Regions from separate parts of the Homo sapiens genome. Here all the other regions are linked to region 2. A link is a contact called in ENCODE Hi-C or POLR2A ChIA-PET data. All regions are on one chromosome and are shown on one strand. Each heading gives the region's core, a stretch centred on a gene start or an enhancer-like site at or near the end of the contact. The rest is flanking DNA. Distances are from core to core; before and after follow the strand shown. Region 1 has its middle 430 kb from the start of LINC02760. Region 2 has its middle 36 kb from the start of LDLRAD3. Region 3 overlaps EHF (ETS homologous factor).

Region 1 (2,829 bases), core at 3-2,502, 1.6 Mb after region 2:
TGTGCTATATTACAGAGTCATCCTGGGAAGATGTAAAACCACATGACTCTGACTATTGTAGTGGGTAATAGTGGAAACTTACTCTTCTTATTTTTTCTTCTGATCTAGAGCCTTGTACTTGCACTAATTTTTAATCATTGAAACTCTATTGAAAGGTATCCGTATCAGACAGTGATCTGGGCTTCTGAAGATCATTTTTTATACCCAAATGATATTTTCTCATAAGGTAGATAGGATAGATATCAATAAAGTATGTGGTTTCATTTGAATGGGATCCAGTGTTCCTAATGTGAAACAAATGAGGATTGTTCTTGTATAGGAAGCCACAGCCCAAATTCAAGAGACAGAGACTGTACACCAACAATGTGAAGATGCTCAGGATTAATGTTATGACCAGTGTTTGCACAAGGAGCCAAGTAAGCGAAAAGAAGCAGCAGATCTGGAACCTGTGAGAAAGGCCCCACCCTATCTTTGAAATTTAGGGTGACATATCAGGGTGCTGTGAATTTCAACTGAGCGGCTTGTTAACTGTGGGGCCCCATGTCTCAGAAACTCATTTCCTTCACCCAGGGACAATAATTGGTCTTGCTTCATTGGGTTGTTGTAGGGAATAAATGTGTGACTATAAAACATTACCTAGTTTCTACTACACATTAATAGTATATGCTAAATGTTGGCATCCTCTGCTAGCCACTTTCTGTTCCACAAGTGAAAATGGGGGAAGAAACAAGTAGTATTGCATAAATATAAATGTTGGCTTTTAGACTCAGAGTTCAGTAACCCCGTATCTTTGGTTTCATTGTGTTGCTCTACCAAATGTAATCACTACAATATATCAGTATGTTGACCTTCAATGAAAGCCATTATTATAAGCCTTTCTGGTTCATTTCCTGCTGACATCTATAGCACAAGTGACAGTATCATAGGGGATGGAGACAATTTAAAGCAGAGATGTGAATGCAGTGGGAAAGTGCCTGCAATCCAGACTTTTGGAGGGAAATACATGCAGCTTTGGGGTTTCATCTTACAATAACCACATTCATTTGGTAACATCCTTATCAAAATCAGGGGCATTTTGTGTCTTCATTAATCTATAAAGTCTTAGCACAACTATTAGGCTTTGGAAGTAACAACGACAGCATGTGGACCTCATCACATCCTTACTAGACCCCAAGCGGTAACCACTGCTCTAAAGTTAGTAACAGCTGATTCATAATCAAATAAGCTGAGGTTGAAAGTGAGAGGAAGCACTATTTTTGCTCTGGCAACCTGGAGTAAAGAATGTGGCCCTCTATGTTTGATGATTGTTCCACTGACTGAGTGTGGCAATAAGTAATGACTCAGAGCTGCCTCCTTCCTTGCCCTCAGAGCTGAAAGCATCCCTATTAAATTGAAGACCAGTGCTTTGCTTTCATTACAGTGGGGACTGCTCTTGCCAAAAGGGAATTTTCCTTAATTAATGAGAAAGGACTCTTTTCAAGCGCTACACAATGAGGTCATTGCAATGCAACTTTCTCAGCAAAGAGCAGTCTGTCTCTGAATACTGGACTTTGTAGCTGAGGTGGAGAGGCACTTTAGTGTAATTGTTAAGATGATAGGCTTTGGAGTCAGAACAACTGGCTAGCAAATATTGGCTGTCAGCGAATTTTTCAGTAATCTTGAGCATGTTATTTCACTTCTCTAAGCCTTGGTTTCCTTCTCAGCAACTGCAGATATATCATTTCTTATCTCATAGAATTGTTATTGAGATTAAACAAGATAAGAAGAGTAAAGCACTTATCACAGTGTTTGGGACATACTGGGTAATTATTAAGTGGTATCTATTTTATCTCAACATTGTTGTTAGTCTCTTTTTTTGGACTCATTAATGGAAGGTATATATTTTCATAAAATATGTGCCCAGGAGAAAAAGGATCAAAGGCACTCTTTATTATTCGTCATGAGTTAATGTCAAACCCTTATTACTTCCTGCATAGATTTCTAAATTATAGCTTCATAAAAACTACAGCCTAAGTAGTTATGACAAATTAGTTTTTTCTCATGGAATGTTGAGAAGGAATCTGAGACAAGACCTATGCTCACTGAAACCGAGGGCTATGATTCATAATGATATCAGCTGTGGGGGAAAAAAATGGGACCTGAGGGAACGCACGCCACCCACCCTCTATCTATGGCTAAGATAAGCAAACAGCCATCATCTTATTGGAATGAAGCAAACTGAAACCTGGATCTATTTAGTGTTAATGTTATGTAGCAGTTCTCTCTGATAATTGCCAAGTCACCAGTATTGGGTCTTGCCCTTTTAGTTTTGAGGAAATTATTTCAGATGATTGCTGTGTGTGGTATAAGCTAAGTCTGTGATTTTCAGTTTCAGAAATATATTTTAAAATTATTCAACCAATATTTCTTAACTGCTTTTTTAACACACCTTGAGTAATTACCTTTTTAAAATGCTGAGAAAATGGTGATAAATTTATACTTGTTGTGCAGCATCTCAATATTGTAAACCAAAAATAAAATTCTAAGACTCCCAACCAATTGAATGGATCCCGCCTCTCAGCCAAGGACATTCCAAAGTAAACCTGAAAAACTAGTTCAGGCCGTGATGGAAATGAGGGATTAGACATGCCTCATTATACCTTCTCCCCATGGAAGTTCAGGCACAACTAATCAGCATTCACATTAAAACAGAGGTCTCAGGACTGACCAAACGGACTCTTTGTGACAATACGGTATATCACAAAATGACAGATAGCAGGCCCTGGAAGAAATCAAAGTATTTTATCCTAAAATGTATTTCTTTGATGTATTTTAAAATAGCCCTGCAAA
Region 2 (2,790 bases), core at 236-2,735:
ATCAAATAACAAGAATCCCAGAAGTAAAGTAGTCCAAGGTGGGTTAACCCAGTGACTCAAATGATGTCATCAAGGACCCAAGTTCTTTCTATCTTTCAGTTCTTCCATTCTCATGCTAAGTCCCCTCATGGGCCTAAGGTGGCTGCCACAGTCCCGCGCATCACAGCCAGATCTAAAAGTATCTAAAAGAAGAAGGAGTGTTCCTATGAGTTTCTTTTCATCACTGAGAATAAAAAAATCTTTGCAAAAGGCCTATCAGCAGACTGTCTATCGAGTTTTAGTGGCTAGAATTGTATCACATGCTTATGTCTAAGCCACTAACTAGACAGCAAATAGGATCACAATGCACCTATTAGACTAATTTACATCTAAACACAGGGATGGGGGTTATCTATGACTGATAAGATGATGGAGCAGACACCCAAGTAAATGTGTGGTACGGTCAACTTAGAAGAAAAGAGAATAGGCTGTTAGGTAGGCAAGCATCTGTGTCTGCTATAATTGACATGAAAGGTAAAATAAGTTTGGTCTAATTGAATTTTTTGGCTTAACTATGGTATGTATATATTTAAAAAAACCTTCTTACTTTCATTTTTTAATAGGCAGAATGTTGTTCTGCTGCCCAGACTGGGGTTCAGTAGTGTGATAATAGCTCACTGCAACCTTGAACTCCTTCAAGAGATCCTCCTGCCTCAGCCTCCTGAGTAGCTGGGACTTCAGGCATGCACCACCATGCCTGGCTAATTTGTTTTTATTTTTATTTTTGTAGAACGGGGTCTCATTATGTTGCCCAGGCTGGTCTCAAACTCCTGGGCTCAAGTGATCCTCCCACCTCAGCCTCCCAAAGTGTTGCAATTACAAGTGTGAGCCACCATGCTAAGCCAAAACCCTTTTAGATTCTGGCTCTGGCTGTTAAAAATTATTCTATATTAGTTCACTTCCCCCCTACTACTTAAACTGGAATGACACCTTTGGTGTGTCTATACCTAATGACACTCACCTTTCCCCACCCTTTGAAACTCCTCTTTTATTTCCATCCTCAGGATCTTAGGAGTAAGCCTCCTTCACCTGTGTTTGTGCAATGCTGTCTTCCTAGCCACAGATGATTGGAGCTGAGGTGTACAGCGGAACTTAGCTAAACCAATCAGCTTCTTTCTCTGAGAATTTCAAATTGGGGGAAACTCTGGTTGCATCAGTCTCTTCATGCGCTTGGATCTATAACATAACCTCTAGAATTGTGGGGCAGCAATTTTTCTGCCATTTGGGACAAGAAGCAAAAACTAGTGTAAGGGAAAGTAAAAATGAAAAAGATATACAGTGAGTAGTTTCTACAAGTTTTGGCTCCATAAGGCACTTTGAACTACCCCTTCACCACACACAGGCACGTGTACACACACACCTCAAAATGCATATGCAAGCCAGCTTGAGGCAGCTTATGTTACTTGCAACCAAACAGTCCTAACCAAAAAGGAACACAGTGTCCCTTTTCAGAGATGATTGAGGATCTTGCAGAATGCTAGGGTCATCCTGAAGAACTGCCAGTTCTCATTTCCTTTGTGCATAGAAAACTGAAGACAATGAGTCATACCTGTCATAAATTCACCCCAGACCTTGCTACAGACGTTGCCTTTGTTTGATTTAAATCTTCACTATTGGTTTGGTTTCTAATACTTTTTACTCTTTTTTCTAAAAGTATTCAACAAAACACTCAACAGTAACAACAACAAATAACTGTGTATTATGTGAATGGGAGGTGTTATGTTGTGTCTTGGAGAGGCAGGGAATGGGACTAATATCTATTGAGTTCCAACAATTTGCTTTGCATGTATTGTTTACTTTTATCCTTATCACACACTACCTACTAGTAATAACAAAACGAGGCCATGCCTGGTGGCTCATGCCTGTAATCCCAGCGCTTTGGGAGGCCGAGGTGGGTGGATCACTTGAGATCAGGAGTTTGAGACCAGCCTGGCCAACATGGTGAAACCCGGTCTCTACAAAAAATAAAAAATTAGCTGGGCGTGGTGGTGGGAACCTATAATCCTAGCTTCTTGGGAGGCTGTGGCAGGAGAATCACTTGAACCCGGGAGGTGGAGGTTCCAGTAAGCCGAGATCGTGCCACTGCACTCCAGCCTGGGAAACATAGTGTGACTCCATCTCAAAAAAAAATATGTGTGTATATGTGTGTGTGTGTGTGTGTGTGTGTGTGTGTATTTATAACAAAACCATTTTACTAGTGTGGAAGCTGAGTCTCAGAGAAGTACATTGATTTTGTTAAAGTCACACAGCTAGAAAGCCATGGAAGATTTTAAGCCCAGGCTCCAGAGAATCAAAGTTGATGATGTTTTCACTATTCCACGTTGTTAAACAGAAAAAAAAAAAGTGCTTTGATTAACCATCCTGTTAGGTAGACTCTGATTAACTGACATCTGACTCTGGCTATTTTTATTCTCACAATATAGGATATTCTCTACCATCAGGGAGAGAAACAGAGACAGGGAGAATGACCTTGTAGCACCAGATCTATTACGGATATTTCTGCATTTTTAAAATTTCTAAATTAAGCACTGCTACCTCTGGTAAAAACAGAGGATAACATTTTTTAACATGTGGAACAAACAAACGCCAGGGAAGATTAAATGAGGGGCACAAGATCCTTAGAGACAGAAGCACTTTGTAGCCATCCCTTCTCGCTGTCTTAGTAGGTGTACATTCTCAAGCTGTTGATTTTTCTTGACTAATTAAAGATGATTGGAGTTTTAGAGTTTGGCTTTATTTTTGTTTTTCTCC
Region 3 (2,700 bases), core at 64-2,563, 1.3 Mb before region 2:
AAATGGGATTTAATTGGGTCTTTGTGAAAGAAATTAGTCTGCAACCCTTCCTTCCTCTTTTTTTCTGTTTTTGTTTTTGCTTTTGAGAACTGAAATAATGAAAGGTTTTGGTTTGAGGTTTTGTTTGGGTCAAGCCCCTTAAATGAGATGGGGCTGGGAGCCAATGTAAATGCTTCTGGAATTGAGATTAAGAGCTGAGGCCAGCATAGCTCTCGACTTCTCCTTCCCCCAGTGGTCCTTAGCATTATGTGTCACTTGAGGTATTTGTTAAAATTAGGGAATAGATCAAACACTGGCAAGGCTTGGCTGTGTATTTGCTATTCTGGGGGAACTGAGCCAACCGGGGTAAAATTTCTGTGGCAATCATTGCCACTCAGTCAAGACCATGGGGTTCAGGGCTGAGGAAACCTCCCAAGTCACACTCTGAGTTCCTCTGCGACTTCCTACAGTGTCATCTCCCACATCCTTCCATCCTTCCATCCTTCCATCCTTCCATCCTTCCATCCTTCCATCCTTCCACTTGGGTCTTTGACTTACGGCAAAAAATTCCAACTAAGAATAAAGCTGAACCAACCACTTCCTGAGCCTCAGGGGCTAGTAGGTCTTGAGGCACCCGGGAAACAAAAACATCATAGTTACAGCTCTGCTGCCCTGACAGCTGGGCCATCCTCTTTTCTACATCTTGACTTACACCTTCTAGAATCTCAAAATCAATAGGGGCCTTAGAGGCCAGTTTCTGCTTTTGCATTTGCAGTAGCAAGGAACTCGCTCTCTCCTGAGTCCACCGATTGTATTTTTCAATAGTCCTTCTTAAGATGGGCTCAGGAATCTTCTCTCCTTACCCTTCTGATCCTTGTTTGCTGCAGCTCCCCATTTCTATCCTGTGATTGTAACCCAGGCTGGAAAATGAGATCAATCACCCAGGCCCTAAAGAATCAATGCAGTCTCTGGGGTTGGTGTATTCATTGGGGTAATAGCCCTTCAGTAGGATAGTTAATTACAGCCTTATATGGGTCAGTTTCTTTCAGAATAGTTTATAGTCTCTACTGCATGGAAGCAGAACCCCGGAAAAACCTTGGTCATTTGCCTGAGTCTTTATTTTTCGAGCTCCCATGTAATTGAATGCAGTGAAATATCTTTCTATGTTTTAATGCTAGTTACCAGCTGAGCTAAGGCGAGGCCCAGCGTAAACTGATGCCCTCTGTGATAAACGCAGGTGGGGAAATAGGCTTTGTTTTGATTTCTCTGTCATCTGCCCATTTCATAAAATGCCCGCTGCCGGTGTCCTGTTCTGCTCGACAGTCCTCCAGCCTGTCATGCCAGCTCGGGCTTGATGTGTTTATCCACTGACTTGTTGAGCCTAAAGCTAGGGTGGCACGGTCTATTAGAACACTGAAATTTGTATATCCCGTAAAGAAATGGCTCACAGCTGAATCATATGCAAATGCTTCTAATCTTTGCTTCTTGCGAAGCAGCTTAGCTGAAGTCACGCTCTCTCACTTGCATCACAAACCTGTGGCTTGTTGCTGCCCCTGCCTGGACTGGATAGGACCTTGGCCTGGAGTGCCTGGGAGCCAAGCAAGAGAAAGCCAGGCTGGACAACTTCTCCAGGGCAAGCCATTATTTTATAAGAATGAATCACTTAACCACATGGCTAACTTCAAAGGTCTTGACTTTTATCCTAGGGCAGAAGAAGGACACATATTAAAGAGAGGTTAAAGATCAAAAGATATCAGTGGTAAAGCAGGCCAGTGATTCCACGGCTTACCCCTGCACACTGCAACAGGCAGAGAGGTCTGGAAGAAATTAGGTTCTTCTTTTGCCTTTGACTGCTTATTCCCCTTTATGATGATGGAAAGATTTTTATTTGGGGATTAAAAAAAGAACGTTCCTAGCTGGGTGGAGCCTAGCTTGGGTAAACGGCTGACAACTCAAAGAATATTTCCTCATGGTTTATCTAGTGTAGAGGTTTTAGAGTCCATGGACTGCTGCATGGGCCACAGCCCCCTGAAATTGTTGACAAAATTTCATGTGTACATATATGTGCATTTTTTTCTGAGGAGAGGGTCCAAGGTTTTCGTCTTATTCACAAAGGCACCTGAACTCTGAAGTAACTGATTCTAGATCAACTAGGAACCCACAAACAATAATTGAGGCCAATATACTGAGAGACTCTTGTATTTTTCTGAATTCAACTCCTGGCTCTGAAATAATGGCCCTGCATCCCTCCTGGATGTCATTTGAAAATGAGCTTTGCTTGTGGCCTGCTGGGTAAATGCCACTCTTTGTCTGCAGTACAACGTGGCCCTGTCAGAGTGATGTATCACTTGGAAACCGGGGTGGATGCCAGACCTGTCGCAATATTGTCACATCCTGATGGGATGTTGCAACCTCACCCTGCAACCTACAGGGAGGGAGAGTGAAGTCTCCTTGCATTTCCTGTGAATTTGTCCTCTCGGATTTCAGAGAAACCCAAGTCAGGTGCAGGCCCTGCTAGTGACAATGCCAGGAGAGAAATTCTTAACCAGGATGAGAGGTTTCTTGTTTACTGAGGTCTTATTAAATCCCTCTCTCCATCCTGCCATGACGTTTCGAGAAATTGCTGGGAACACTGAGTCTTGATTAGCTGGGTGATAAGATGGTTGAAAGGGCCCATGAACGTTGGGAAATATAGAATTGTCAGATTGAAATTATCTTTTC

The links. Hi-C counts contacts between places; a loop is a spot of excess contacts on that map. ChIA-PET counts read pairs that join two places held with the same protein, here RNA polymerase II (POLR2A). Pooled maps may share reads with other maps.
Region 1: a map with no recorded cell type shows a loop between it and region 2 (15-fold over the local background). The contact joins two enhancer-like sites. A Hi-C loop is called at or near these places in 3 of 37 single-sample maps with no recorded cell type and 2 of 50 pooled maps.
Region 3: a map with no recorded cell type shows a loop between it and region 2 (7-fold over the local background). The contact joins two enhancer-like sites. A Hi-C loop is called at or near these places in 1 of 37 single-sample maps with no recorded cell type and 2 of 50 pooled maps. POLR2A ChIA-PET finds 5 or more read pairs at or near these places in 1 of 52 experiments (naive thymus-derived CD8-positive, alpha-beta T cell).

The regions. Positions count from the first base shown.
Region 1 is chr11:37,502,984-37,505,812 of GRCh38, forward strand. No RefSeq gene overlaps it. Among named protein-coding and RNA genes, the nearest start is that of LINC02760, 430 kb to the right of the region's middle. RefSeq lists an enhancer at 1,592-2,791. Within about 2 kb of position 1,253, at least 3 of the 41 ENCODE cell types and tissues checked have a DNase peak (open chromatin) inside an H3K27ac peak, as active enhancers do.
Region 2 is chr11:35,906,731-35,909,520 of GRCh38, forward strand. No RefSeq gene overlaps it. Among named protein-coding and RNA genes, the nearest start is that of LDLRAD3, 36 kb to the right of the region's middle. Within about 2 kb of position 1,486, at least 8 of the 41 ENCODE cell types and tissues checked have a DNase peak (open chromatin) inside an H3K27ac peak, as active enhancers do.
Region 3 is chr11:34,652,680-34,655,379 of GRCh38, forward strand. All of the region lies in intron 6 of EHF (ETS homologous factor), which reads left to right. Among named protein-coding and RNA genes, the nearest start is that of EHF, 33 kb to the left of the region's middle. Within about 2 kb of position 1,314, at least 20 of the 41 ENCODE cell types and tissues checked have a DNase peak (open chromatin) inside an H3K27ac peak, as active enhancers do.